Regions from separate parts of the Homo sapiens genome. Here region 2 is linked to region 1. The links are chromatin loops, found by intact Hi-C in ENCODE. Cell type or tissue: MCF 10A. All regions are shown on one strand. Links, peaks and the distances in the headings refer to the core of each region. The heading gives the core; the rest is flanking DNA. Region 1 overlaps DNAJC3 (DnaJ heat shock protein family (Hsp40) member C3). Region 2 overlaps DZIP1 (DAZ interacting zinc finger protein 1).

Region 1 (15,619 bases), core at 7,680-11,679:
AAGTTGCGTGAACTTCTCTAGGTGATACCATTGCTGTGTGCTCAGTGAAAACTTTGCAACGCCCATCACCAGGGCCGTGTCTGTAACCTCACCAGGGAGCCATTTTATGTAGTTTTTTCATGGTAAATGTCAAAGACAACTTCTGACCCATTTAAAGGTGAAATTTTTCATCATCCATTGTGAGTAGAAAATGGTATCAATTTCAAATTGTGGTTTTATTGGCTACCTTTTTTACCAAGTTATGTTTTCTCTTAAACTGTGGGTAGTTTTAAAATTCCATTATCAGGGCAACAAAAATTTGTTTTCATACCAATACTTTAAAAAAGATTTTTAATACTGACTAAAGAGAAAGGCATTGTAGAATTAGTAGTACGTTACATCTGATTCACATTAGTAAACTGTCAAGATTTTTTTCAAGTTTTCATCTATTCATGGTAAGAAAGCACAAACTTTCAGAACTGAGGAATGAATTAAATTTTGTCTCCCGTTTTGGAACCTTTTCACAATGCTTCTAGACTGATGTGTCTAATACTTCCTGCTGGGCAAAATATCCACAAAGTACAGACCACTGATAACTCCACCCATGAAGCTCACCAAAAAGGAAAGAAGAGCAGAATACAACAGCTGTGGCTAGGGTACGCCTCTCTGATTTCACTTTTCCTGAAAGAGCCATAAAGGTTACCTGATGGCCAGGCGCAGTGGCTCACGCCTGTAATCCCAACACTTTGGAAGGCCAAGGCGGGCAGATCACAAGGTCAGGAGATCAAGACCATCCTGGCTAACACAGTGAAACCCCATTTCTACTAAAAATACAAAAATTAGCCAGGCATGGTGGTGCGTGCCTATAGTCCCAGCTACTTGGAGGCTGAGGCAGGAGAACTGCTTGAACCCGGGAGGTGTCCCTGCACTCCAGCCTGGGCAACAGAGCAAGATTCTGTCTCAAAAAAAAAAAAAAAAAAAAAAAAAGGTTACCTGGCACCTGTAGTCCCCAAGGGAAAATGAAAGTAGTATGGTTTTACAGTGGATAATGCTACCCTACAGTGAGACAGGCAGGGGGAATGACTATCTCTTTACACACCCAGGCTGCTTCTCAGTCACACATTAGGGTAAGCAGGAGTGACTGTCTCTCCGTTTGGGTGGACACCAGAAAACTGCCGACAGCCATCAAGGCTGAAACTCAACAGTTGTTACTTTCTTCATGAATCAGCGAAACAACAGATTGCAGAGAATTCATTTCCCTCCATGGCACTGGCATGTGGCACCAGAGCTGCTTCTCTCTCTTCACTGAAAACAGGCAAGTAACTGCAGGTCAGTTAAGATGACTAAGTAAATCCATGATAAGAATTTAGGAGCTGAAACTATGGTTGTTACAAGTGGAGAAAAAATGAAAATGCAAACAAGCCTCTGGGCAGCAGGTGGGAGGTGGCCAGGCCCCCACACATCTCCTGTGCGGCCCTTGACCCCTTGTTGTTGGCAACTGTCGTGCTCTCCAAGTGGAAAGGCAAGTGATTTGATATTTCCTTTTTTTTCTGACTCTATGTGAAAATTCTTTTCAAAGTAGGTAAAAGCCATCACTATATTTCAAAGAGGTCACAGTGACATCATATACAAAAGGAACCAGATTGAAAAAGATATTGCTGACATAGCCAGTAGTGAGATTACTAAAGAATAAACAGAAATGCCTTGGAAATTATTTTTACACCGGCTTGAATTGAAACATTAAAGCAAAATGAAAGCTGTAAGGTGTTCACTAGTTTTCCAAATGCGTTGTCAAGTTTATTGGTAAGAAATAGACTCCTAAATAGATGCAGAAAGCACTTAAGTGTTCTGCTCAATTCAACTATGTGATTTTTGTCTCTCAGTTAAAAATTTGTCCACCTATGTTTCAGGATATGACTACAGACGAAAACGATTTGTGCTTTGCTGTTATGGATGTCCGTGGTCAGGATGCCTCCCACAGTGAATTAAAATGCTTGATTTCATTAAGAAAAAAAAATTAGACCCTTTAATGGTTAAAACACTTCAAAATGCTTTGAGGCAGAAACAAAACCTTTCCAGAATAAAGGTAGCAATTCCTATCTATCTAAAGTAATTCCTTCAGCTTTCAAATGCAGCATCAAGAGTGCCATAAATATTCAATATTCTTGATTAACATTTTTTAGGGAAAAAGCATTCAGTATACAAAGACTGAATAGTTCACTTCTTAAATAGTATCTTCTTAAAAGGTAAGAAGAACATATCTCAAGAGGAGATGCCATCTTATTAAATGAAACAACAGTGGAAATATAGCCAGACCTGACTAACCTTGCCTGTATTTTCTTGTAGGCAGGAGAAAATCAGAGGCATCAAGATCTGGTAGAAGGGCCGGTCTGCTGTTTAACACATACCAGCAGACAGGTCCCACGTGGGAGGCACCACAGACCTTTAAGATAGGGTGAAGCCTTGATAGAAGGAGAAACAGAAGCTGCCCACTGTCTTTACTTAGAAGTGGAGAACATGGCATTCTGTATTTATTTATGTTGACTGCGCAACTTTACGTTTCTAAACCAGTCTTGTTACATGAAATTCCCTATAAAAACTCAGAACTTCAGTTGTTTAAAAAGTATTTCAATCTGCACTTCAGCAATATTATTTTAAATACCACCACTATTTTATCTGAACTTATTTTACCTATAACAACTTTTAATTTGTTGTGTTTAATATTAAAAGGGTCCATAGGAATTTATAGATTCAAGTTTCAGTATTCTTCTTCAGGTACTGAACCAAAAAAATGTACATTTAACATTAATCCAAAGTCTAAGCCTGGATATATTATTATTTGGTGGCAGGGTTCCTAAAAGATGGTCTCTTGCTCCTTCAGTGACAGCCACGTTGACAGACCACAGAGGTGCAAACACATGCACACTAAAGATTTCACAGCTACTCACAAGTGACGAGACTGACCACATCGAAGCACAGTTGTCCCTAAGAACATACAGCTCAAAAATGTTCATGTTCTCTTTAAGAATACTGAAGTATAACCATCCTCATGAAGATTACAGCTCCTTCTTACACTTGTAGGCACTGACTTACTCTGCAAGGCTGTGAAGAGAAGAATCTCAGCTCCAGTGTAGAAAAATAATACAGAATACGTGAGCACTTCCACGGGTGAGCCTGCCTCAGACCACTTCCCTCCAGACAGCATAAAGCAGATGCAGGCTGCTCTGTCAGAAATAGAACCATTCCTTGCCTCCTTGCCGTTGCAAACCCATTAACCATAAATCTGACAGGGATAAGAACAGATTTTTTCCTATTAAAGCAACTCTTTGGTCATGGACAAACTGAAAAGATTTGAAATTTTTTTTCATTAGGGTCCCGGAACAAGATTTCTTTGTTTTTAATCTTTAAAAAAATTAAGAAGAGCAGAAAAACAGTTGGTTTAATTGAAGTGGAATTTAAATCTAAATGGTCCGCCTGAGCTGAAGGGATTGAACCCTTGCCATGAGTTCCAGCTTCTGTGGAAAGGGTTGCCGCCGCCTCCTTGCTGGCTCTCTGCATCCAAAGGATCTTCTCCGTCGTCAAACTTCTTTCTCATTTCTAGAAAGAAATCAGAAAATTAAGAACCAGATAATATCTAAGGTATAGGGGCAGGGGGAATGTTTTCTTTGGGCAGAGGAGGGTGGGTGGGCTTGAGGAGCTACTTACTTTTCGGTTATCAAGAGTTGTGCCTGACATTCAAATCCAGGCTCTCCCATTCCCACCCTGAAGAAACAGACTAGAGAAATTTGCCACAAGGAGGGTGAGGTTCAGGGTTGATAATAGGTATTTATTGAGATTCAGGCCCCTAAATCTCACTCCAGAAGAAGCCACCCAAGCTTGATAACTACCCAATGAAATTATTTGGAAAAAAATAATTCAAGAGAAACTTCCAAGAGTCTACAATTCTAATGAAACAGCCAGCTCACCACCCTAATCCCCAAAATAAAGTCTGTAAGGCAATGACCTCATCAAGCATCTAATGAGCATTCTAGCACTAAGGCTCCTCAGACATGAGGGGAGCGGGGCCTCCATAACATACAACTCCAGGAGGTTCACCTTTCCCTCCCATGCAATTGGTGCCCCCACAGCGGGGCCTCTGAGCCCCGAACAGAGAGAGATCAATGCAGAGACATGGGAGAAGGCAATAAAGAGGAATATTGCAGGGATAGGAAGAAAGAGCTCATGTCCTCAGAGTCATTAGAAAAACCCTGGAAGACAACCTAGGCAAATACTATTCAGGACATAGGTATGAGCAAAGATTGCTTTTGGTGTTTCCATCATGAAATTGCAACAAAAGCAAAAATTGACAAATGAGATCTAATTAAACTAAAGAGCTTCTACACAGCAAAAGAAACTATCAACAGAGTAAACAGACAACCTACAGAATGGGAGAAAATTTTTGCAAACTATGCAACTGACAAAGGTCTACAAAGAACTTAAATGTACAAGAAAACAACCCCATTAAAAAGTGGGCAAAGGACATGAACAGACACTTCTCAAAAGAAGACATATATGCGGCCAACAATCATATGAAAAAAAGCTCAACATCACTGATCACTAGAGCAAATAATTAGATCATTATTGCAAATAAAAAATGGCTATTATTAAAAAGTAAAAAAAATAGATGCTGCCAAGGTTGTGGTGAAAAAGGAACGCTTATACACTATTGGTGGCAGTGTAAATTCATTCAGCCATTGTGGAAGACAGTGTGGCAATTCCTTAAAGAAAGAAATACCATTCAACTCAGCAATCTCATTACTGGGTATACACCCAAAAGAATATAAATTGTTCCATTATAAAGACACATGCACATATCAGTTTATTGCAGCTCTATTCACAATAGAAAAGACATGGAATCAACCTAAATGCCCATCAATGATAGACTGGATAAAGAAAATGTGGTACATCTACACCATGGAATACTATGCAGCCATAAAAAAGAATGAGATCATGTCCTCTTGCAGGGGCATGGATGGAGCTGGAGGCCACTATCCTTAGCAAACTAATGCAGGAACAGAAAACCAAATACCACATATTCTCACAAGTGGGAGCTAAATGATGAGAACTCATGGATGCATAAAGGGGAACAACACACACTGGGGCCTATTGGAGGGTGAAGGGTGGGAGGAGGGAGAGGATCAGGAATAATAACTAATGGGTTCTAGACTTAATACCTGGGTGATGAAATAATCTGTACAACAAACCCCCATAACACACATTTACCTATGTAACAAACCTGCACATGTACCCCTGAACTTACAAAAAAAAAATAAAAAGACTTAGCATATAGCTAGGTTTTTTAATAAATGGAAAATAGAGAATGCAGAAAAAAATGCAAATATAAAAATAATCCCAAGTCTCGCTTTGCTCTCTCACAGTAACTTGTCCTTTAGGGGTTCAAAGATACTTAGAGAAAAGCCAGTTTACTTCATTCTGGGAGGTTAATCTGAAGCCACATATTTAGGAGGAGGAAACCCACCAGTAAAACTGAGGGTTCTTATGCTGAGTGTTAATAACTAAGCGGGTATTGTAGGTGATCTGAAACTCAGCTTTGTTTTATAAAAGCTAATGCAGTTAGACTCAGGCCCCATATCTTTGATATCTCACAGGCAAAATTAATCTAGGGTGTTAGCACTTAGAACAGTAGTGAACTCTCCGTAGGGGTGGGGGTGATAATGGCCCCAGAGAAAGGATGCTGTGAATGGAAGGGGAAGTGAATTCAGCTATATTCACATTATGTAATTACTTAAAAATTCAGTGGAGTGGTCTGCATACATCTCAAAGAATGAGGTAACCATTTTTCAATGAGAAAAAACTATAGCCAAGATTTATTTCAAGTGAAAATTAAGTTTCAGATTGGCATACATCATGTGATTCTACTAAACATATTCCTAAATATGACACGTCTTGATATATGCATAGTAAAAAACTTTAAAGTCTTTAAAAGAAAAGATAGTTCATCCTGAACAGAAGAACAGGAGGTAAGAAAAAGGACCTGCAGCTCTTTCCTCAGTGCATGCCTCTGTGCAGGGACACCCATCCCCTTGGTTGGCTCCCTGGTACCTTAAAACGTAGCACAAAGTCCCTCTCACATAAGAAGATCCTGACTCCCAGTCTGATACACTATCACACCTGTGCACTGCACAAACTAAGAGGATTGAACTGCTTAAGGCAGGTTGTAGCCACTCAGTATTTGCTAAGTAACAGGACAGTATGTATCCAACACTACTTGATAAGGGAAGTACATTTCTGTCTCCTTTACTGGATTATAAATTACTTGAAAACGAAGGATCATTTACTTTCAATTCCACTGCAAGTACATTTCTGTCTCCTTTACTGGATTATAAATTACTTGAAAACAAAGGATCATTTACTTTCAATTCCACTGCATAAGTAAGTACTCAAAAAAGATTTGACAAACATAAAACTTTCCTCTCTTTTGTTTGTTTAGCTCAGATCACAGCTGCTGTTCCCACTGACATGGAAGGCCACAAAAAAGCAGTATAAGCTTAACATGAAATTCTCTGGCAGCAGCAAAGCATTGTTCAGTATTACCTCAATGCTTAGCCTGTCTCCCTCTTAACGAAATTTCCAGGCCATATTACTGTATGGCAAAAGAACACATGTGGCCAGGTGCAGAGGCTCACACCTGTAATCTCAGAACTTTGGGAAGATCACTTTAGCCCAGGAGTTAAAGACCAGCCTGGGCAACACAGTGAGATCCCATTTCTACAAAAAATAAAAATTAAAAAAAAAAAAAACACATATAAGCCTGTGAATCTAATGATCCTATGATTCAGGGCAAGATTCCTGGTGAACACATATGGGGCAAAGCAGGCCCTAGGCCAGACAGCTGTTCTTCTCCCACTCCATGTAATCCAGCCTGGCAAGCTGGTTTCCTCATCAAGCTCCTGTAAGCTTGGTGGAGAAAATTCATCATTGACCTTTGAGGTTAGAGGGAACCTGAGAGATCCTCTTATGCTCAGTGTTGAAAAAACTGAGACCAAAAAGTTCTGATAACTTCTTTGAGTAGAAAAAAGATTCAAATTCAGGCCCTCTGATTCCACATTTGATAGTCTTTCCACTGTACCCTGCAACAGGAGGGTGCCCAACATAAGAGGGCTGAATGAGGGCAGGCATAAAACTGGACCTCTGGAACTGGGCTCAGGACCCGTCACTGCCTATACAGCCCCACGTGGAGAACCCACCACATGTTCCACCCTCGCTTCTAACACCACCTCTAGGATGAGTCAAAGGAATAAAAGCTAATAATACCTGGATCAGAGAGGACTTCTTTAGCAGCTGCTATATCAATGAACTTTTTCTCAGCTTTTTTCTTTTCTTCTTCATTCTGGAAGTTATCTGGGTGCCACTGCAGTGCTAATTTTCGGTATGCTTTAATAATTTCTTGCTTTTTGGCATTTCTGAGGGGTGGTAAAATAAATAATCATTAGTGGAAAAGTGTCTAACATACTATCATAAAAATCAGAAGAGCTGATTAAGATCCTACTGGCAATTAACAAAACTGGTTTTATAAAATAGTTCCAATGGTATCACAGGCCAAAGATCTGCATACACAGTTCTGGATGATCATTAAAGCTGACATCAGGCTTCCTTGGATACTCGCTCACTAAGATTACTGAGAATAAAGCACTCCTGATCTTTAGAACTTTCCCTTTTTTAAAAAAGGTACATCAATGAATTTTTTAACTTTCTGAATTTCCAAGTTACCATAATTCAATTCTTGGTATTAAAAAATATTTGACTCTGAATGCCACTTTCAATTATGCTTCTGCATTAGCTTACTTAATAGTAAGCACAAAGATTCCAAATTTTGAAAAATTGATGGTTTACTCAGCGAACCACTGGGAGGTATATCATTTACTTAATTTCAGAATTCACCCACAGGCACTGGGAGGTGTATCATTTACTTAGTATGTACTTTTATATAAGGTAGATCTTAATTTCAGACTTAATTCTGAAAGCACTACTTTATTTTTAGGCCTAGAGAAGGCTTTTTCTTTACTCATTCCGTCTCCTCCTCCATCCCCACCAAAAGGAATCTCACTCCTACCCCTTTACCCTTCTTAAAAAATCTAGGCTTAGGACCCATTCATGCTACAGTGTCATCTTTGTTGCCAACTACTAATTCTGTTGTTGCATTATTGGTCTCTATCAAAGAAACTTGCCTATAAAATACTCAAAGTAGCTTTCTAATGTTAAAGACTGTTAAGGTTTAATCCATATGACTGAAATTACATAAGTAAAGAAAATGAATCAGAGAGGAAAAAGAGCAATGATTAGCTTTGAAACAGAGTTGATTAAAAATAGCAAAGTAAATTTTAAATTAATAATTCACCTTTTTACTCCCAAGATTTTATAATAATCTCGTTTCTGCGACTGTTTCAATAATCTTTGTGCTTTCTCTAGACCTTCTCGAATCTGCTGATCATTTTCATTGTGTTCCTGAGCAGTTTCATAATCCTGAATAGCTGTCAAAATATGTTTAAGATAATATTGTTAAGGCAAATTATAATTTATTGCCTTTTCTTATCCTGTAAAATTGATGCTAAAGTCGTCATCCCCCAACCCCTTCACTCTTTGGCCATTATTGCCAAAAACCTTAAGTGATACCCCGTTAGTAACTTTGATCAAGAATATTTAAGAGGCCGGGCACAGGGGCTCATGCCTGTGATCCCATCACTTTGGGAGGTCGAGGTGGGCGGATCATGAGGGTCAGGAGTTCAAAACCAGCCTGGCCAACACAATGAAACCCCGTCTCTACTAAAAAAAAAAACACAAAAATTAGCCGGGCATGGTGGTGCACGCCTGTAGTCCCAGCTACTCGGGAGGCTGAGGCAGGAAAACCGCTTGAACTTGGGAGGCGGAGGTTTGCAGTGGCCGACATCGCACCACTGCACTCCAGCCTGGGTGACAGAGTGAGATTCCGTCTCAAAAAAAAAAAAAAAAAAAAAAAAGGTTTAAAAGGCATAATAATGAAAACTGAGTTTAGGTAGTTTATTATTCTCATTCAACAAAATGTACTGCTGTTTACTTGCCCACCCTCCCGCATTATCTCCCCATACCCTCTGGGTAAATATGTTAATATCAGCACTTTATCCAGAGCAATCTTACCACCATTAAGACTAAGTGGTTGTTACACAGGAAAGAAAGACAGTGATAAAGAAAATCGGCCTGGTCAGCTATGGATTGACAACAGTCCAGAAGAATTAGACATTTAGAAAGGGATCAGGAGGTGGGTTTGGCCAATGGGAAGCTAGAAAAAAAAAATTTGTAGAAAGAAAGGGAACAGAAGGAACTGTCCACAATCCGAATGACTCAGTAACCCACAGGCTTTAACACTATTACAAACCTAAGTGTCAATCAAAATACAAAATACATATAGTCCCAGTATAGGAAGTCTGCTGACTATCCACATTACATCTTTTATTTTATTACACAGTATTTTTTTTTAAAAATTTTAAGAGACAGGGTCTCTGTCACTTTGGCTGACTGCATCCTCGACCTCCCAGGCACAAGCCATCCTCCTGCCTCAGGCCCATGAAGTAGCTGGGACTACAGGCACGCACCACCACGCCCAGCAGTATTTTAAATACTTAGAAAATACAAGGCATCTGGGTATCTAATATGCAGAAGAGAGTCAACACAGCAGTCCTGAGACAACTATCCTTAGAAAAGTTTGCTGACAAGGTTGGCTTACTGCTGACGTTTGGGAAGCCAGATTTCAGGAGTGTTCCCAACATTCCATGGTAAGAATGACTCATGCCTGAACTGTTTGTATGAAAAATACAGTTTATGGTAAACATCTTTCCTTCTGGGAGTCTGGGATTTTGGTGCAGGCCAGACAGAACGTGTCTAGTGACTAGTTCCCCAAAAAAACTCTGGGTGCAGTGTCTATAACGAGCTTCCCTGGTAGACAACATTTCACACATTGTAGAATTTCTCATTACTGGAAAAATTAAGCTTGTTCTTTATGACGTCACAGGGAGAGAAGTCCTGGAATCTTCTGCCTGGTTTCCTCCAGATTTTCACCCTTGCACCTTTTCCCTGTGCTGACTTTGCTTTTTCACTGGAATGAAAGCCCTGAGTACAACTATATGCTGAGTCCTGTGTGTCTTCTTACCAGATCACCAAATCTGGGGATAGTCTAGGGAAGCCCCCACTCAAATTTTTCTCAATATTCTCCCTGCATAGATAATTCCAATAATAGATTGCTGGGATAAAATTCTTGTTTTTATGAAAATGCATTTCACTAGGATAAAAGACATGTGAACACTCATCTTCGCAACAGCTAAACATGGAGGGAATGTAAGGCACCTTGGACAGATTAAAATGAGAAAGATATTGGCCTAAGACTGAGACAGCCAAATGCAAAGGGGTTCCCAGAAAAACTCCAACTGGCCTGCACGCTGGGAGGAGTGTGCACTGGGGTGGAGCCTCGGGAAGAAGCCTGGCCCCTCCCTCCTCTTCCTGGATGGAACCTGGGATTCAATCTGCAAGGTGGGAAGCACACTAGCTGGGACTCTGGCCTTGTAGAGAGTCCTGTTTCCCTCTTTTCCTTTTCACCCAATAAGTCCTGCCCTCTTCAAATTGTCTGTGAGCCTCATTTTTCGTGGCCGTGTGACAAGGACCCCCTGTCTTTAGCTGAACTAAGGAAAGAGTCCTACAACAAGACTAACAGATTTTGACAGGCTACACACTACGTACAGAAACGAACCACCACCACCTTTGGCCCTGTGGCACTGGGGAAGGGGACCCTTCAATCTTTTATCCTAAAGTGAATTCTCGCATCAGTGCATCATTACATTAAATGTTACTATAGCCCAACCCACAGGGACATAAAAAACTTCTCCCAGTTTAGTATAAAAACAAAACCATCATAAACAGTAGTAAGGTTTAACTTTACAATGAACACCCATAACACAACACATAGCTTAGTAAGGAAACAGACCTTGAAGGAATACAATAGGAAGATGTTTCAATATACATGATTTTGCTACTTGTGCAGACTCTATATTTAAAACATGTTTTCATTCTTACATTTCAGAGTTATCTCCCCAAAGCAGTCTTTTGTATCGTATTTGTATTAAAATTTAAGGTGAACACATTTTTCCCAACATAAGACAAAAATGTAAAATTATAGGTTGTTTCCTATATTCACACAATTGCAGAAAACTAATTAGAAACCTAAGTATGGATGATGTAAGACTTCCCACAGATATAACTAGACAGACCATTTTAAGTTATACTTTCTCAGACTCCACACTCTAAGAGAGCATCTAAAAAAACAAAACAAAACAAAACACCCAATAGACAAAAAACAAGCAATGGGGAAAGGATTCCCTATTTAATAAATGGTGTTGGAAAACTGGCTAGCCATATGTGGAAAACTGAAACTGGACCCCTTCCTTACACCTTATACAAAAATTAACTCGAGGTGGACTAAAGACTTAAACGTAAGACATAAAACCATAAAAACCCTAGAAGAAAACCTAGGCAATACCATTCAGGACACAGGCATGGGCAAAGACTTCATGAAACATCAAAAGCAATGGCAACAAACGCCAAAATTGACAAATGGGATCTAATTAAACTAAAGAGCTTCTCCACAGCAAAAGAAACTATCATCAGAGTGAACAGGCAACCTACACGGGAGAATTTTGTTGCCATGAATGGGAGAAAATTTTTGCGATCTATCCATCTGACAAAGGGCTAACATCCAGAATCCACAGGGAACTTAAACAAATTTACAAGAAAACAACCCTATCAAAAAGTGGGCGAAGGATATGAACAGACACTTCTCAAAAGAAGACATGTATGCAGCCAACAGACATATGAAAAAAAGCTCATCATCACTGGTCATTAGAGAAATGCAAATCAAAACCACAATGAGGTACTATCTGACACCAGTTAGAATGGCGATCATTAAACAGTCAGGAAACAACAGATGCTGGAGAGGATGTAGAGAAATAGGAAGGCTTTTACACTGTTGGTGGGAGAGTAAATTAGTTCAACCATTGTAGAAGACAGTGTGGTGATTCCTCAAGGATCTACAACCAGAAATACCATTTGACCCAGCAATCCCATTACTGGGTACATACCCAAAGGATTATAAATCATTCTACTATAAAGACACATGCACAGGTATGTTTATTGCAGCACTGTTCACAATAGCAAAGACTTGGAACCAACCCAAATGTCTATCAATGATAGACTGGATAAAGAAAATGTGCCACATATACACCATGGAATACTATGCAGCCATAAAAAAGGTGAGTTCAAGTCCTTCACAGGAACATGGATGAAGCTGGAAACCATTGTTCTCAGCAAACTAACACAGGAACAGAAAACCAAACACTGCATGTTCTCACTCATAAGTGGGAACTGAACAATGGGAACATGTGGACACAGGGAGGGGAACATCACACACCAGGGCCCGTGGGGAGGTAGGGGGCTGGGGGAGGGATAGCATTAGGAGAAATACCTAATGTAGATGATGGGTTGATGGGTGCAGCAAATCACCATAGCATGTGTATACCTATGTAACAAACCTGTACATTCTGCACATGTATCCCAGAACTTAAAGTAAAAAAAAAAAAACACACACACACATCCAATGTTTATCCCACCATTACTGAACAGCTATGAAAAATAGAATAAGCCAGACATATATCAGCCCTAGATAAAGAATACCATGTTGCGTATTAGCCAATTCATTTTCTAACTTCTGAATCTAAAAAATCTTATCCCAAATTACTTTTCTTCTATATTCCCTTCACATTCTTGAGGAGCAATGCAAATCACCAGCTTAGGATGGGAGACGTAAGCACACACGTTTGCCTACCCTCCTTGCCACCGAAGTGACGAAAAGTAATATAATCATAGTAGCACTGAAGACAACAGCAGACCAGCAACTTTGATAAATTTCTGGAAGATAGGAAGCAGGAGCACATTAGTAATAAACCTAAGTAGAGAGAACCACAATGCAAGCACACACTATAAGAGGCCCTAGCAGATCTGGAAGCCATTATCTTTGGCCGAGGACCCTCACTTTGGCAAGCTGAAGTAGCTATAAGGCAACTGTCAGGATAGTCCGTGAGATGACTATGGGATGGCTGGGCAGGCTCTGGCCCCTGTATATGGAGCCACTGGCTGCAGCATTAATCCCTACTATAAGCAGAGTGAAAGGTGTGCCTGTGGAGGGCCCCTGTAGGACACGCAAACCTCTACAACAAACCTGGAACAAACAAAAAGCGGTCCCACCCAGACCAAAGTTAAATAGATCATTTTACTGACCCCCGATCAGTAAAATGAGTGAAGCAGGGCTCACTGGGGCAGCTGGGCAAGTGCCACTGGGGACGTTCTCCAGTGAACAGGTCCTATTTACTTACAGCCTGCCCTGAGCTCCCCAGCACAGACCAGCATTTGAAAGACAGGTGCACACAGCTACAAGCGACTCCCTCTCTCACCCTACCAATTCATTAGCAAGTTCCAAATCAGCTTTCCTTCACAATATAGCCACAGTTTAACCACTTCTCAGCATTTCCATAGTTAGCACTGTGACGCGGGCCACCATTCACCTGAATCATTAAAACAGTTTCCTAACAGGTGTTCCCAGCTTCCACCCTATTCCCCTAAAAGTCTACTCTCAATGCAAAGAAATCCTTTGAAAGAATATAGTATATCAGACCTCCAATATAAACATGTCCCATGGAACACCAACATTCTCCTGCTGCCTATCACACAAAAGAAACATATCACACAAAAGAAACAAGGTAAACAGACAGGGTGCAGCTCCAAATTCCATTTTCAGCAAAACAATACAAAGAAACTGTACAAGGGCTGCTGACAGGTGCTAATATCAGCCATGAACCTAAGACGAAGGGGGAAGCAAATAGTGAGAAAGCCAAATGGTAAAAGATCACAGAAAATGCTGACAAAATACACCTTCTATGAGTATGCGCTTACCCTGAAGTGACAACCTGTATCCCTTGCATATTGCAGGAACCAGGAAATCTAGAGCACACATAGTGGAGATAAAGCAGAGGGCTTACTGGGGCAAGACAGAGGTAAAGAAGAGAATACAGTGAGAGGGAACAGTGAAACAGCCTGTGCGGCAGATCCCAGAGAACAGCAACTCTATGCTCATCCTGAAGTGCAAAACACACACCCCTTTGGTGTAGCAAAGGAATGGGGTACAGGGGCAAGTGGGGCTGGTGGCAGATGACCTCCTGGCCATGGTTTGGTGCAGAGAAGTAGAGAGGGCAGGGCTATACAGCAAAATCATTTTAGCGGGAAGCAGAATGTCTGTGGAAACAGTGAAGCAGAGAGTACTGCGACTGTTAACTACAGAAGGCTGCCCTGGCCCCAGCACGCCTTACATGCAGAAAACAAAAAAACAAAACTGACATCCAGAGGACTAGCCCCACAAATAGCTAGGGCAGTGAACTCCAACTCATTTTATGATGAGTAATAATTTTTTTTTAACTGGCACAATATCACTTCAAAGATATTTTAAAAATCAGGAAAAGAACATGTAAAACTTATCTAATGAATGTTCATCAGAAAAACATAGCCAAAGCATACTATTTTCTGAATAGCCATCAGAAAAACAAAACCAGAGGAAATTCTGGGCAAGCATCATAGACAAATTATGTAACTTAATCCAATCACTTCCATTAAGAGTAATCACAAGGCAGAATCAGAACTCAGGAAAGAGACCAGATGACGAGGAGGTAAAAATGTGAGCAATCAGGACTCAAGAAAAATAAGAACAAATCAAAACTATCATAGACATGAAGACAAAACAAGAAAGAGGACAAGGGAGAAGATAAAAATGAAGGATCTAACAAAAGGAAATGGAAATAGAGAGTTTTAAAAGCCTGAGATTCATGTGTATTGCATATTACTTTCACAAAAATAAAAATGTTCTAGAGCTATGTTGCTAACAATGTCAATATTCTTAACTATATAATTGAAAATATTAGGCCGGGCGCGATGGCTCATGCCTGTAATCCCAGCACTTTGGGAGGCCGCAGTGGGCAGATCACGAGGTCAGGAGATCGAGACCATCCTGGCTAACACGGTGAAACCCCGTCTCTACTAAAAAATAGAAAAAATTAGCCGGGTATGGTGGCGGGCGCCTGTAGTCCCAGCTACTCAGGAGGCTGAGGCAGGAGAATGGGTGAACCCGGGAGGCGGAGCTTGCATTGAGCTGAAATCATGCCACTGCACTCCAGCCTGGGCGACAGAGTGAGACTCCGTCTCAAAAAAAAAAAAAAAAAAAAAAAGAAAGAAGAAAATATCAAAGATTATAAATTCCGTTATGTATTTTTTACAATTAAAAATAAAACAACCAAAAAAAGGAAATATACAAATCATAAAATAGGGGTAATATTTATACAGGCAAACAAACACAGAAATAATTATATTGGCTCTAGATGTATGGCTGATTCATATCTGACTTCTGTCCAAACACTGTCTTAATGTTTACAGAGTCAAATATTGGCATACAAAATTATAATACATAAATAAAAACTAAAAACACAATGTGACATAACCTACCATAAAACATGACACA
Region 2 (15,619 bases), core at 3,729-7,728, 160 kb after region 1:
TTGCTGGCAGAGTTCAGTTCCTGGCAGGTGTAGACCAGAGGTCTACACTTTCTTCCAGGCTGTCCATTGAGGGAGGGCTGCTCCTAATTTCCTTGTGAGGCTCCCCATACTCCTGGGCTCCTGACCCTCTTCCTCCATACTCAAAGCCACCAACAGAGGGTTGAGTCTCCCTCATGCTTCCGATCTGTTTCCTTTTTTCTTTTTTCTCATCTATGTGACCCTTGTGTCAGCCCATTGGGTGCTTGGAATGACTTGTTCAGAGATACTCGGGGTGATGAAGGGCCCAAGAGGAAAGAGGCCCATGATTCATTGAGTTCTGACTTCTGTGGGTCACTGTGGGTACACCGTGGGTACCACGTATGCCATTGTTTATCCAACAGAGGGTTGACCTTGGTGTACCTAATGGAGAGAGTAAGGCCATCAAAGAGCATTTATTTCCTTGTGACTGTTGGAGTGACAGTGTGCTTGGCTCTTCCTTGTTTCCCCCATGGGGACAGCAAGTGTGACTTTCTAGGGATAACAGCAGTCATTTCACAGAATCATTGACAGAGGCTTCTGTCTTCCACATGGGCTCACTCTTTCTCTTTCTTTTTAAATTGTAATATACCTATAATGTAAAATTTATGATTTTAACTATTTTTAAGTGTACAGTTCGGTAGTGTTGAGTATATTCACATTGTTATACAGCCAATCTCCAGAACTGTTTTGTATTGAAAAACTGAAACTCTACCCATTAAACAGTGCTCCACTCCCCCCTCCTTCCAGCTACTTTCCCTCTCTGTGATTTTGCCTGCTCTAGATACCTCATATGAATGGAAGCATAGAGTATTTGTCTTTTTGTCATCATTGGCTTATTTTACTCAGCATAATGTCCTCAAAGTTTATCTATGTTGTAGTGTGTGCCAGAATTTCCTTCCTTTTTCAGGCTGAATGATAGTTCATGGTATATGTATGTATACCACATTTTGCTTATTCATCTGTTATTGGACACTTGGGTTGCTTCCACTTCTTAACTATTATGACTGATGCTGCTATGAACAAGGGTATACCAACATCTCTTTTAGACAGTCATTTTACAGTGTACAATCCAGTAGCGTTTAGTGTATTCACAATATTGTGCAACTACCATCTCTCTAGTTTCAAAACTTTCAACACCCCAGAAAAATAACCCATACCCATTAAATAATCACTCCTACTACCCTCATCTCCTGGTAACCACGAATCTTTTTATGTCTATGAATTTTCCTATTCAGTATATATCTTTTAAAAAAAAATATGTACACCACGTGTGGTGGCTCACAACTGTAATCCCAGTATTTTGGGAGGCCAAGATGGGAGGATTGCTCGAGCCCAGGAGTTCAAGACCAGTCTGCGCAACATGGTGAGACCCTGTCTCTACAAAAAATTAAAAAATTAGCTAAGTGTGGTGGCATGCGCTTGTGGTCCCAGCTACTCAGGAGGCTGAGGAGGGAGGAAGATGGCTTGAGTCCAGGAGGTCAAGGCTGCAGTGAGCTGTGTTCACACCGCTGCACCCCATTTGGCTACAGAATGAGACCCCATCTGAAAAAAAAAAAGTAATGTGTGACCTTTTGTGTCTGGCTTTTTTCACTTAGCATGATGTTCTTGAGGTTCATCTAAGTTGTAACATGTATCAGTACTTTGTCGGTCTTGCTAATATTCCATTGTATGTAGGTATGCATAGACAATTTGTTTATCCAGTCATCCATTGAATGACATTTGATTCATTTTCACCTTTTGGCTCTAATGAATAATGCTACTATAAACATTCATGTGGCAGTTTCTATGTGGACATATGTTTTCATTTTTCTTGATTATATACTTAGGAATGGAATTGCTGAGTCATATGGTAATTTTATGTTTAACTTTCTCAGGAACCACCAAACTGTCTTCCACAGTAGCTGTACCATTTTACATTTTCACCAGTAATGTTCTTATTTCTCCACATCCTCACCAATACTTGTTATACTTTTCTGTTTTCTTAATTAAAGCCATCCTATTGGGTGGGTGGGAAGTGGTATCTCATCGGAGTTTGATTTGTATTTCCTTAACAACCAATGATATTGAACATCTCTTCATGTTTATTTTCCATTTGTATATATCTTAGTTGGAGAAATGTCTATTCAAATCCTTTGCCCATTTTTTAATTGGGTTGTTTGCCTTTTTCTTGTTGAGCTGTATGAGTTATTTATATACACTAATAGTTTCATCACTTTAGCTCTATTAGGTCATTGGTCTATTTTGAGTTAATTTTTGCATGTAGATTGAGAGAGGGGCCCAACTTTATACTTTTGCATGTGGTTTATCCAGTTGTCCCAGTGCCAATTTTTCAAGAGACTATTCTTTTTTCATTGAATGTTCCTAACATCCTTGTTGAAGATCAGTTGACCATAGATGTTTGGGTTTATCTCTGGATTCTCAATTCCATTCCCCTAGTCTGTATGTCTGTCTTTATGCCAATATCACACAACTTTGATTACTGTAGCTTTGTAGTAGGCTTTGAAATAGATAAGTGTGCATCTTCCAACTTTGTTTTTCTTTTTCAATATTGTTTTGGTTATTTGTGGCCTCTTACAGTTGCATATGAAATTGAGGATTGGCTTTTCCATTTCTGCAAAGAAGGTTATTGGAATGGGATTACATTGAATCTCTTGATTGCTTAGGAGAGTATTGCCATTTTAACCATATTAAATCTACCAATCCATGAACATGGGATGTCTTTCCATTTATTTAAGTGTTCTTCAATTTTTACAACAAAAATTTTCAGTGTACAAGTCTTTTTCACCTTTTAGGTTACATTTATTTCTAGGTATTTTATTCTTTGGGATGCTATTATAAATGGAATTGTTTTCTTAATTTCTTTCTTGGATTGTTCATTGCTGGTATATAGAAATATAGCTGCTTTTTGCATGTTGACCTTGTACTGTGCAACTTTGCTGAATTTGTTTATTACTTTAGTCGTTTCTTATGGATTCTATGTTATTTTTTTAAAATAGTTGGTAGAATTCACCAGTAAAGCCATCTGGTCTGGGACTTTTCCTTTTTAGGAGGTTGTTGATTACTAACTCTATCCCTTTATTTATTGAAAGTCTATTGAAATTTCCTTTGTATTGGGTCAGTCTGGTCATTTGTGTAGGAATTTGTCTATTTCACCTAGATTATCCAATTTGTTGCTGTACAATTGTTCATTATATTCTCTTACAATCCTTTTAATTTCTCCAAGATTGGTAGTCATGTCCTCACTTTCATTTCTTATTTGGGGTGGCTGAAGGTTTGTCAGTTTTGTTGATCTTTGTAAAGAACCAAATTTTGGCTTCATCTATTCTCTCTGTTGCTTTCCTGTTCTTTGCTTTATCTTTGCTCTAATTTTCATAATTTTTTTCTTTCTGCTGCCTTTGAGTTTGGTTTGTTCATCTTTTTCTAGCTAGGTTATTTATTTAAGATTTTTCTTCTTCTTCTATATTTGTTTTTTGGAGATAGACTCTCTCTCTGTTGCCCAGGCTGGAGTGCAGTGGCACAATCACAGCTCACTGCAGCCTTGACCTCCCAGGTCCAAGTGGTCCTCCCACCTCAGCCTCCTAAGTAGCTGGGATTACAGGCACGTACCACCATACCTGGCTAATTTTTTTTTTTTTTTAATTTTTGGTAGAGATGAGGTCTCACAATGTTTCCCAGGATGGTCTCAAACTCCTGAGATCAAGTGATCGTTCCACCGTGGCCTCCCAAACTGTTGGGACTACAGGCATAGCCATCACACCTGGACCTTTCTTCTTTTTAAATGTAGGCTCTTACAGCTGTAAATTTATTTCTGAGCACTGATTTGGCTGCATCTCATGAATCTTGGTATGTTGTGTTTTCATTTTCATTAACCTCACAGTATCTTCCAATTTCCCTAGTGAGTTTTTCCTTAACCCATTGGTTGTTTAAGAGCACGTTGTTTACTTTCCACGTATTTGCTACTTTTCCAGTTCCCTTCTGTTACTGATTTCTGGCTTAATTCTATTGTGATCAGAGAAGAATCTTTGCATGATTTTGATCTTTTTAAATCTGAGAAACACTTTATGGACTTAAAAAAAGGTCTTCCTGGTAAATATTCCATGTGCACTTGAGAAGAATGTATATTCTGCTATTGTTGGGTACAGAGTTCTGTATATGTGTGTTAGGGCTAGTTGGCATATAGTGTCGTTCAAGTTCTCAATTTAGATTTTAAAAACCCTGAAGGTCATTGAGAAATCAAGTGCTGACCTTGAATTTAGCTCCTGTAAATCTGAATTTGTATTTTCTGGGGGTGGGATGAAGTTACACTATCCAAATTGTTATGGTGCCAACAAATGTTCTTTTATTGCTCAATATATGTTTTCTTTAAAGTATATTTACATTTTATATATTATGGCATGACTTTTATACAAGTTCATAGAACACAAAAAGCTGGAGGCTTTGGGCGTCTGTGTTGGTATTTTAAGGGATGTAAGGACAAGAGGATTCTGTGTGCTGCCTTTAGTTTAGAAAAATCATTGTGCACAGACCTGCCATGATAGGAAATGTTGTTACAAGCCTCACTGAAATAAGCAATACTAGCTAACATTTTTGAAGTGATGCTATGAACTTTTATTTTAAATATTGCTTATTTTCTTCAGACCAGAACTTTTAAAGATGTGTATTAAAATAATTTCAGGAATATGAAATGCAGAAAACAAAAGAGGAAGACTTTTTGAAGTTATTTGACAGGTGGAAAGAAGAAGAAAAGGAGAAACTAGTTGATGAAATGGAAAAAGTCAAGGAGATGTTTATGAAGGAATTTAAAGAATTAACTTCGAAGAATTCAGCATTAGAATATGTAAGTATTAAACCTAGAAGTTCTTATGGTATTGATTGCCTTGAGAGGTGGTGTTAGGATGGCATTAAGGCCAGGGGATCCAGCAGTTACTTTATGTTACCCTCGTGCAGACATTCTTCTCCCTGAGAGTCTTGAGGGAGGCATAGAGGAGACAGAGTGAGTCAGAGATGTTTTGCTGAGAATGGGAGCTTTGGCCTTAAACTTCAGTGCAGAACACTCGTGGTGAGATATAGAAGACCCTCTTCTATGATGGTCCCTCTTTTCTTATCTGGTTAGGTTAGCCTTGAACTGTAAACTCCTCCCTGAGTTTTGGAACTTTCCATTGTCCAGTGGGAAGGGAAAGAAGCAGACCCAGAAAGGCTAAGAACCTTTGCCAGGCTCCCTCCTCAACCCAGGCCCAGGTGGGGTCTCTAAAGCAAGCAAGTTATGGCTAAGTGAGCCCCTCTCCCTTGTGGGAACAGCCCTGGTCCATACAGCCCCAGCCTCATGCATAGATGATACCTGAGCTGCTTCTTTAGAAAGCAGCCAATCAATCAGTGTCCTTCTAAGAATTCTAAGCTCCCTGGTTAGACTTGACCTGAGTCTTCTTTGGGGAAAACGGAGAAAGGAAGGGAGCTGAGCGAAGGTCCTTGAGCTCCCTCTAGGGGCCAACAAGTTTTATAAACGAAAATAGAGATTTTTGGAATTCACCTGAGGGCTTTCCTAAAACTCTTTAAACTCTAGCGTGAGATTTGGCGAATGGCCCATGAACCAAGTCCAGCATACCACCTGTTTTTGAATGGCCTCTGACATAAGAATAGTTTTTACATTTTTACTTTTTATTTTTTTCAAGACAGAGTCTCTCTCTGTTGCCCAGTCTGGAGTGTAGTGGCACAATCTCAGCTCACTGCAACCTCTGCCTCCTGGGTTCAAGTGATTCTCGTGCTTCAGCCTCCTGAGTAGCTGGCGTTACAGGCACATGCCACCACACCCAGCTAATTTTTGTATTTTTAGTAGAGACGGTTTCACCATGTTGGCCAGGATGGTGTCGAACTCCTGGCCTCAAGTGATCCTCCCACTTGGGCCTCCCAAAGTGCTGGGATTACATTTGTGGGCCACTGTGCCCAGCCAGTTTTTAAATTTTTAAAACATTGGAAAAAAAGAAGACTATTTTGTGACACAGGAAAATTTCATTAAAGTTCACATTTCAGTGTCATGAGTGAAGTTTTATTGAAACACAGCCATGTTTGGTAATTTACGCTCTGTCTGTGGCATTTTTGTGTGGGAGCAGTAGAGTTGAATGTTTTGTCTGAGACTTTGTGTTACGAATCTGCATGACTTATAACTGTTGCTATTGACCTTGGCTACCTGGCTGTGGTAGTGTTTGTCAGGTTTCTCCACTGAAGATTTTCTCTTTTTTCCTCCTTTCCCTGCTGTCCTTTCTGAAATGAAGTCACTATGAGCAGCCTACACTGAGGAGAGGAGACGTGCGCTCCCCCATACTTTTGTTTTTGAAGTTAATGTGTTACCTTCTGTGGTTTTCTGAGGGTTTTTGCCATGAGTAACATTGGGAATAATATGAAAAGAAAAGGGTAAAATTAAAAACGTTATGTCCCCAGTGGATTTACTGATGTGGTCCCTGGACAGTGTTGGCCTCTCACTAAACTAGCTTAAGAACCAGGTGCATTCAGTTCTTCTGTTTCTGGTACCTATTAAGTGCCCATAAAAAATTTTAAGCCCCAGCTGGGCCTGGTGGCTCACACCTGTAATCCCAGCACTTTGGGAGGCTGAGGTAGGCAGATTGTTGTGTGAGCCCAGGAGTTTGAGACCAGCCTGGGCAACATGGCAAAACCCTGTCTCTACAAAAAAAATACAAAAATTATCTGGGTGTGGTGGTGCACGCCTGTAGTCCCAGCTACCTAGGAGGCTGAGGTGGAAGGATTGCTTGAACCCAGGGGGTTGAGGCTGCAGTGAGCCATGATCATATCACTGCACTCTAGCCTGGGCAACAGAATGAGACCCTGTCTCCAAAAAAAAAAAAAAAATTAGACTCGTTTAAGATTAGAAAGTTAGATTTTCCTTCCCCTTTTTTCACCCTGTACATATTCTGATAGGAAGACCAGCAAGCAGTAGAAACAAACCAGTAAAACCACAGGGAAGCAGAAGCAGGAGAAGCGTCCAAGAGCGTCCAGGAGCGTCCAAGAGGGCAGTCAGATTTAAAACACAGCTATGTGCTCCCTGATTTTATTCTCTGTTTCCATCTTATGAAAGTCTAACTGTAGTACTGAGCTTGAATTTTATCTTATAGCAACTGTCAGAAATCCAGAAGTCCAATATGCAGATCAAGTCCAACATAGGCACATTAAAAGATGCACACGAGTTTAAAGAAGACCGTTCTCCATATCCCCAGGATTTCCATAATGTCATGCAGCTTCTTGATAGTCAGGTACGTGCAAGTGGGTGACAGCTGCAGTGGATGCCTTCCTTTTTCTTAGTGAAGTAATTTACAGTGAGTGTCATCTGCAGAAAAAGTGTTTGTCTTTTTTAGTAACCCTGAAGGTGACTAGCTGTTATTTTTCTCCTACAGCATGCCTAAATCATAAGAGGTGTTTGTTACATGCTTGCTGTTGGCAAATAGCATACACAACAGTTGGCAGAACTGTTTTGTTTCTTCTCTCCATAAAGTCAATTTGAATTGGTTAGTATAACCTAGCTATTCATTTTTCATCTTTCAGATGTAGCTCTCAATTTCAAAAGGTGTAGAAGGGCATATTGAAGCACCAGATTTAATTTTAGAGTTTAAATATACTGCTAACTGTATTTTTAGTAGAAACGGGGTTTCACCATATTGGCCAGGCTGATCTTGAACTCCTGACCTCAGGTGATCCGCCCACCTCGGCTCAATTAACTGGGCGTGGTAGCAGATGCCTGTAATCCCAGCTTCTCGGAGGGCTGAGGCAGGAGAATTGCTTGAACCCAAGAGGCAGAGGTTGCAGTGAGCTGAGATCACGCCATTGCACTCCAGTCTGGGCAACAAGAGTGATACTCAGTCTCAAAAAATAAATAAATAAATACACACACACACACACACACACACACACACACACACACACACACACACACTGCTAACTGGTCAGCTGATGATCTGTTACATTTATCAAACATAATCACTTTCATTTGGAAGTGACAGCGGTTTAGGGGAACAATTTTTTTAAACTAGGAAGCAAATAGAGATGAGAGCTTATGAATTCAGGATTCTTTTTTAAAAGCCTGGGTCATTCTAAAAAAGGTAAGTAGACTTTGGAAACAGGGACCACTGCTTCTTGCTTCAGTGCTCACATGTTTCCTCCCTGACCCAAATCTACCTGCTCCACTGCAGTCAGGCTGACCATGTCCCTGTCCTGTCTGAAGTCCTTCAGTGACCCTTATTCCGGACTTCCTACCAGCACGCAGGGTCCTTCGGATTCTGGGCCCTGGGCCATCTTTCTCTGTTCTTTGCTTTCCTGGCACTCCAGCGGCCCAGCAGCCCATGCCTCTCAGAACATGCCCTTCTGTCTTTTTCCTCGGTTCTGGCTGCTTTCCTGCCTGTCCTGCAGCTCCCAGTTTTCGGGACCTGTCTTTTACTCATTCTTTAGTATTCAGCCAGGGGGGCAGGTACCGCTTTCAGAAAGTTCTCCTGAGCCTCTAGGCTATAGCATTTCTGTAGTCCCTAAGTGGGATCTGATGACATACACATTATATGTGGATTCTCCATGGCTGTGTCTACTCGCCTCCCGTGCAGAGCAGGGCCTGTCTTTTTATCTTCTTTTAGCCTGCCAGTGGCCATCCAGTGAGGTGCCTGGTATATGGTAGGAAACCAGGAGCTGTGTCCTGAACTGAACTGTTGACAGTTGCTTCCAGCAGGCTGTAGACTACAGCTGGTCGCTCATGAACTGAAGGATGTGGCTCTAAAATCCTAAGGTCCCACCTAAATTTCTTCTGTTTCTGTCCTGTGAGTTGTGTTGTCAGTTCAGAACCCATGGCCTCAGAAACCTTGGTGTTTCCTTTTGGCCTCTTAGGTTGGCAAACTAGCACCTCCTTTTGCAAATAAAGTGTTACTGGCTATGTCCCAGTAACATTTTATGAGTGCTAGTTCATTTACATCTTATCCATGGCTGTTGTCCCAATACAGTTGTGGAATGACACAGCTGTATTGTGTTGTGTTGTGACCAAGTTGTCTGGCCCCCAGAGCCTATGATATTTACTGTTAGCTCCTTACTAAAAAATTTTTCCTGACCCCTGCCTTATGGTAAAAGATTAAAACCAGATGCAAATGTATTTAAGCATTTTTGACTGTGTATATTCTAAAAAATACCAGCTGTATTAGTCTGTTCTAATACTACTGTAAAGAATTACCTAAGACTGGGTAATTTATAAAGAAAAGAGGTTTAATTGACTCACAGTTCCATAGGCTGTACAGGAGGCATGGCTGGAGAGGCCTCAGGAAACTTATAATCATTGGCAGAAGGACAAAGGGGAACCAAGCACGTCTTAAGATGATGGAGCAGGAAAGAGTGAAGAGGGAAGTGCTACACACTTCTAAACAACCAGATCTTGTGAGAACTCACTATCATGAGAACAGCAAGGGGGAAGTCCACCCCCATGATTCAATCATCTCCCACCAGGCCCTTCCTTCAACACATGAGATTTGAGTGGGGACCGAGAGCCAAACTGTTTCACTAGCTAAAATTTTACCAGATAGATAGTTGGGTTTCATAGGTATTCACTAAAAAGGAAGCTCCCATATTGCATAGATCTCATTGTTACAGTTGTACATAAATTATTCTTTTATTCTTTTGTAGGAAAGCAAATGGACAGCTCGAGTTCAAGCTATTCATCAAGAACACAAGAAAGAGAAGGGTCGGGTAAGGTTAAGAAACCAGTGGCCTAAAGTGGGCCATTTTTTAAAGAAATATTTGCTTTCCTTTTTAATAAACATAATATTTGTCCACTTAATAACATTTGGGGAGAAATGTGTAGCAAAATTAAAATTACCTATAATTCTAACACCAAAATAACCACTGCTACTACTTTCTTATAATTTGTTTTCTTTTTTTTTTTTCTCATGAAACTTTTTTAATGGGTCTCAAAATTCTGTGACAAATTTTTGGTCAAGTTGTTCCCATTAAAAAGTACTGATTTTAAAAACTAATAACTTAAAACTGCCACACACAAAAAAGAAAACCAAAGTGGTCCACAAAACATTCTCCTTTCCTTCTGAAGGTTTTACGATGCATTGGTATCATTAACCAGTCTTTTACTACTAAACTTAAATGGCCAATTGAAACAAGCAGTTCTGAGACCATTCTTCCACCACTGATTAAGAGTAGGTTGGCAGGTATTAGGGATAATATTCATTTAGCCTTCAGAGCTTTCTGGGCAGACTTGGTGACCTTGCCAGCTCCAGCAGCCTTCTTGTCCACTGCTTCAGTTTTCTTGTATGCATTTCTGTAAGTGTAGAACCTCATATATACATAGTTTTACAACATTCGAATTATGTTTTGTAGGTTTGTACACTTTTCACTTTATATATCATAGACCTTTCCTAAGTTTTAAAGTATTCTTCAAAATCATGACTTTTAATGACTTTCATGATGATCTTATTGGATGTATCATAAGTGACTTAATCATTTCTTCATTGTCAAATACATGTTTCTGATTTTTTTGTATCACAGAACTGCAATGTAAGTAATTTTTTAAAAAGGCAAGAACTGTTTACATTAAAATCGCTTTAATGAAAACAAACTTTAATTATGACACTGATTCTCTTTCACCTGAGTACATCAGAAATTTAAGTGTTAAAATGTGTTTACACTAGTGCAAAACATCTAAAGTAGATGTATTTGAGAAGGTCTTAAAATAGGAAAACTTCTGTTTATTTTTTCACTTGAAATTGTGTTTTGTACCTTAGTATTTCTTGTAAATCTTTTCTGAATGGAAAAAATGTTTCCTCTTTTGCACATTTTCTAATATTACCTTTCTTAGTAGAATATTAAACGACAAAAGATCATATAATATGTATGTGTATAATTGCAAGGATGAAGTGTGTTCAGATGATCAAAAAATTTATCAGCTTATATTTCTCCAAAGTGGAACAAATACTGAGGAAGACGGGGAGAGAAAAAGAAACTGGGAACAATACTAGAGCCAAACTAAAGCAAACAAAAAATAAAAATATTTCACAAAACACCTGCAGTTCTTGAGGAACTTCGATGGGAAAGTTAGATATTAATCTACCTTTAAGATTGTATCATTGCTAGAAAAGGAAGTAGGAAGCACTATTTTTCCTCTATTCCATTTAAAATATCATTTCATCATGCAAATACTTTATAGTGATAATACACAGACATACACCCAATACACATATCTATAGATATACACATATACAGTAGTTTATATTGAAAATTGTATCACTGATGTGGCAGTTCAATTTAGGAGATATTTACTGAGCATCTGCTATGTACTACACTTTATAAGGCTAAAAAGAGATGTGGAACAATGCCTGCCCTCAGACCGCTTACAGTACAGAAGGGAGTAGGAGTGAGGCTACAGCTATGGGAATCAGGATGGGATAAATGCAGAGTGCCCTAGGGACTGAACAGAGAGAGTTTCTTGAAGTGGGATTAGGGCTGTGTGTGGATCATGCCCATGTTTACATCTTCAGCCTAAACAACTCTTCTGAGTTCCAGATCAGGTAGCCAGCTCAGTACTCGACATCTCCATGGGCTTCTCAAGTGCGACATGCCTAAGATGAAGTTCTTGGGTTTGTTCCCCAGACTTGGCAAATGGCACCCTCGTTCCTCCAGATGCTCATCTTGATTCCACCTTTCTCTCTCAATCCCCGAGTCCAGGCTGTCTGCAGGGCCCACTCTATGGAACCAGTTCTTCTGTACTTTCCTGTTGCCCTGCATTAACTAAGCCTCCATTTCTGAATGGGCCCCAGGGTGGGTCTCCTCAATTCCAGCCTTCCCCTTCCTTAGTCTGCTCTCCACAGAGCCAGCAAAATAACCTGGCTGCTGGCCGCCATTCTAGCCTCAGCCTGACCCCCCCGCCCCACCCCCTGCCTTTCGGAACCTCCTCTTTCCAGCTATGATGACTTTCTGCTAATTTCTAGAACATTCTGGCCTTTTCCTCTTTTATACCTGGTTTTCATTGTTGGCAAGCCCTTCGACTTGCTCTTCACATGGCTACCTCCTTCCCCTCAGTATGAGTTTTCTATTCTGTGTAGCAAATGACCACAAATTGAGTGGGTGAAGATGGCATGTATTTCTCTTCTCAATGTCCGTGGGATAGGAGTCCAGGCAGGGCTTGGCTGGGCTCAGGGACTCACAGGCTGCATTGAGAGTGTCATCTGGGCTGTGTTCCTGTCTGAGGTTCCTTGTGGTTATTTGAAGGGCTGAGACTATCAGGTTCCAGAGGCTACTCCTTCTCCATAGCAGTGCACAGCATGGCTGTTGACTTCAAGGCCAGCTAGAGTGTGTCTCTCTTGCTTTCATTCTCCCGCTTCAGGAAGGGCCTGGGACTTCTTATTTCTTTTTTTTTTGGGGTGAGACAGAGTCTCACTCTGTTGCACGGGCTGGAGTGCAGTGATGCCATCTTGGCTCACTGCAACCTCCGCTTCCTGGGTTCAAGCGATTCTCCTGCCTTAGCCTCCCGAGTAGCTGGGATTACGTGCCACCATGCTGAGCTAATTTTTGTATTCTTAGTAGAGATGGGGTTTCACTGTGTTGGCCTGGCTGGTCTTGAACTCCTGACCTCAGGTGATCTACCCGCCTCGGCCTCCCAAAGTGCAAGGATTACAGGCGTGAGCCACCATGCCTGGCCTGGAACTTCTTTCAGGGGGCTCACCTGAATAAGACAGGCCCACACAGGATAATCTTCCTTTTCATAACCTCAAAGTCCACAGATTTGGGACTGCTATTGCGTCTCCAGAGTCCCTTCACCTTTGCCGTATTCTGTGGTTGAGAAGCACAATGGAGGTTCTCCTCAGACCAAGGGACAGCATCACACAGGGGGTGTACACCAGGGGTACAACCTTGAGGGCCCCCTGAGAACCCTGCCTACCCCATTGCCTCTGGCCTCTGGGTCCTGGTCACCTGATGTCACTCTATCCAAGTAGGTAGTCCCTTTTCTTTATTATTCCCATAATATCTCAAACAGAGTTCTGAGCACTATTTTAAATAGTTTACTTGCTTATTTGTTTCCTTGTTTATTGTCTATCTCTCCAATCACGTCATTGGCCCTCTGAGTGAAGGGCTCTGTCTATTTAGCTCTCCATTGTCTGCCCAGCATCCACTCATGTGTCTGAAATGTGGTTGGCACTCACTACACACTTGCAGAATGAATGTGGAAGGTAGCTAGCTAGGGCATCATTCAGCCTTGTTTTCATAGATGGAGAAAGGCTGATTGTAGGGTTCAGAAGAGCAGGGTTACCAGAGTTGTCTGGAGGTCTAAGCACCATCTGCTGTAGGGAGGACACTAGTCCACGTTTCCACCCTGCACCCAGGGAGCTTCCCCCGTGGCAATGACTATGTAGTTAGGACGATGGCGTTCACCTCCCAGCATATTTTATCTATGGCAGCTAAGATGCAGGATCCCAGGAGCAGTGGATGGTAGTTTCTCTGCACCACAGGTGGCTCCACTGTGCAAGGAGTGTTCTCCTTTGTCCCCCTACATTACACTGAAGCAAAAGTGGCCTGTTCTTACAGTTCATGTCCTGGTGTCCTGGAGCTGACTCATATCGGCTCTCAGCTGTGCACATTTCTCCTCATCAGGGTGTTTTTTTTGAAAGCTGATTTAACCAGCACAACTTTGGTTTCATGGGAACATTTAGAAATAAATGGATATTTGTAGTTGCCATATACTTAAGCCTTCTAAGAGTTCTGTGAAGTAGATGCTGTCACTCATTTTACAGGTGAGGACACAGGGGCTTAGACAGATGCTGTGTTGCCCACGGTCACTGGTATTTGAATGCAGGCCCTGTGTACTCCAGGGCATACTACACTGCTGGCCTGTCTAGCTCCAGGCACTCACCTGTGAAGCTCCCAGCCGGGAAGGAAAACAGGCAGTGACAGCTTCAAGTGGTTGCTTTTCTGTAAGGACGCAGGATCTTTTCTTTGGATGCTCTGACATGGTAATCCCTAACCAGGGATGCACCTCAGAATTACCTGAGACTCTTTTCCAAAGTACAGGTGGCCAGCTCCACTCCCTGAGATCTTGATTTAGTAGATAAGTCTGGAACACATGGATTTTGGAGATAAACAAACCAAAAGCCACCCAGGCTATCCTGTTTTGGATCTATGGTTTGAACCACTGCTCTTAGATCATTAAAATCCCTACTCTTATTCTTCAAGCCATCTTTCTAGCATTGGTATTTAGGGACAGAATTCAGGTTTCTTTATTAATCGGGGGTGGGAAGGCATTTTTAAAATCCTGGCTCCTTTAAAGCTGTCTGTGTTTCAGACAGTTGTGGGAATTTCAGTGGCCTCTGGCTGGAATAGAAAGCGAGTTACAGTTTTTATACTTTGTCATTGCGAGTTGTGATAGAGAGAAAGACGGACAGTTGTCATGGAGGAAGAAGGTGAGGCCTTTCCTGGTTCTGAGTGGGGCGCATGCCTCACATACTAGGTATGTGGGGGCGGATTTGTGCCACCACTAGGCTGCACTCCTTCCTCGTCTGTTGGTTTGACTTGTTTAGAAGCTGCTTACCTCTCCCTTCTTTGCTCTTAAACCCTAACAGAGGGGTGAATTCAATCAGGTTTAGTAATCTCTGCCTGAGACCTAACTATTAATTATTCCACATGATTGGTGCCTGCTGTTCCCACAATGCACATATTGTATTTCTCTGTTTAGGGAAAGTTGCATTTGCCAACTTTCTATTGATTTACTTAGATTCTTGGCAATTTTTTTTGTTTTAAATAACATTGGTAGGAGTTCACAGGCAGTCACAGATAAGCGATGGCATGCCCTTTTTACCCAACAGAAGACTCTTGAGAGCTTGGGAGGTTGTCAGATGGTCACATAATGAAGGAAGGGAGGATGGGGTGATGTGGGCCAGTAGGGAAAAATGCATAGTGCTTGAAATGGGATCACAGAAAATGGGCTCATGAGCTGCAAACTTCAAAATAATTTCTGGCTATGTTTGCCTAGACCCTCTCCATTCCTTTCTCCATGTACTCTTTTCCGTGCCTTTCTGATTCATTCTTAACTCTTCTATTAAGAATGATGTTATCCCTTAGATATTCCCACATCTCCTTTCTTCCTGGGGCCTGGAGCAACTCCCCATGTAGTTGATCAAGGCCGAGATCCTAAACCTCCATCCAGCAGCCTGGACATTTATACTGGCTTTTCCTTCTATTTTCCAGCTCAGCATTTCCCAGACTGCTTTGGAGGCCACTTTTCCAGGGGCCTGTAAAGATGTAGTGAAAGCTCTTGACAATGCCCTCCTTGGGGGAGGTTCTTAGTATCCACTAGGAAAGGAAAGATTCTTTTTAGGTTTCACTCGGAAAATCTTTCTAGATTGGTTCCACCCAGTGTTTGTCCAGCCTCATAGGAGCACAGAGCATTTCAGAGGCAAGGCTGTGCAGGATGCTAAGACACTGCTTTTTTTTTTTTTTTTTTTTTTGAGACAGGGTCTTACTCTGTCACCGGGGCTACAGTGCAGTGGCTTGAGCATAGCTCACTGCAGCTCCAACCTCCTGGGGTCAAGCAACCCTCCCACCTCAGCCTCCCGAGGAACTAGGACTA

What was found. Hi-C counts contacts between places; a loop is a spot of excess contacts. Peaks named below come from ENCODE experiments on the same cell type or tissue, not always from the same donor. Only the 100,000 strongest peaks of a DNase experiment are listed, where the experiment ranks them.
Region 2: a loop joins it to region 1, with 6 times the contacts of the local background. A loop is called at or near these places in 1 of 110 quality-filtered maps.

What each region holds. Positions count from the first base shown.
Region 1 is chr13:95,778,830-95,794,448 of GRCh38, reverse strand. DNAJC3 (DnaJ heat shock protein family (Hsp40) member C3) reads right to left here. Exons shown (of 12, transcript NM_006260.5): 10 at 8,378-8,510; 11 at 7,294-7,442; 12 at 1-3,576. The coding sequence ends at 3,419. Among named protein-coding and RNA genes, the nearest start is that of DNAJC3, 110 kb to the right of the region's middle. In MCF 10A, for the core only: no CTCF peak of the experiment used is centred there; DNase peaks (open chromatin) are centred at 9,338 and 9,788.
Region 2 is chr13:95,614,004-95,629,622 of GRCh38, reverse strand. DZIP1 (DAZ interacting zinc finger protein 1) reads left to right here. Exons shown (of 23, transcript NM_198968.4): 8 at 4,694-4,855; 9 at 7,143-7,280; 10 at 9,676-9,738. Among named protein-coding and RNA genes, the nearest start is that of DZIP1, 23 kb to the left of the region's middle. In MCF 10A, for the core only: a CTCF peak has its summit at 5,491 (motif pointing left); a DNase peak (open chromatin) is centred at 5,462.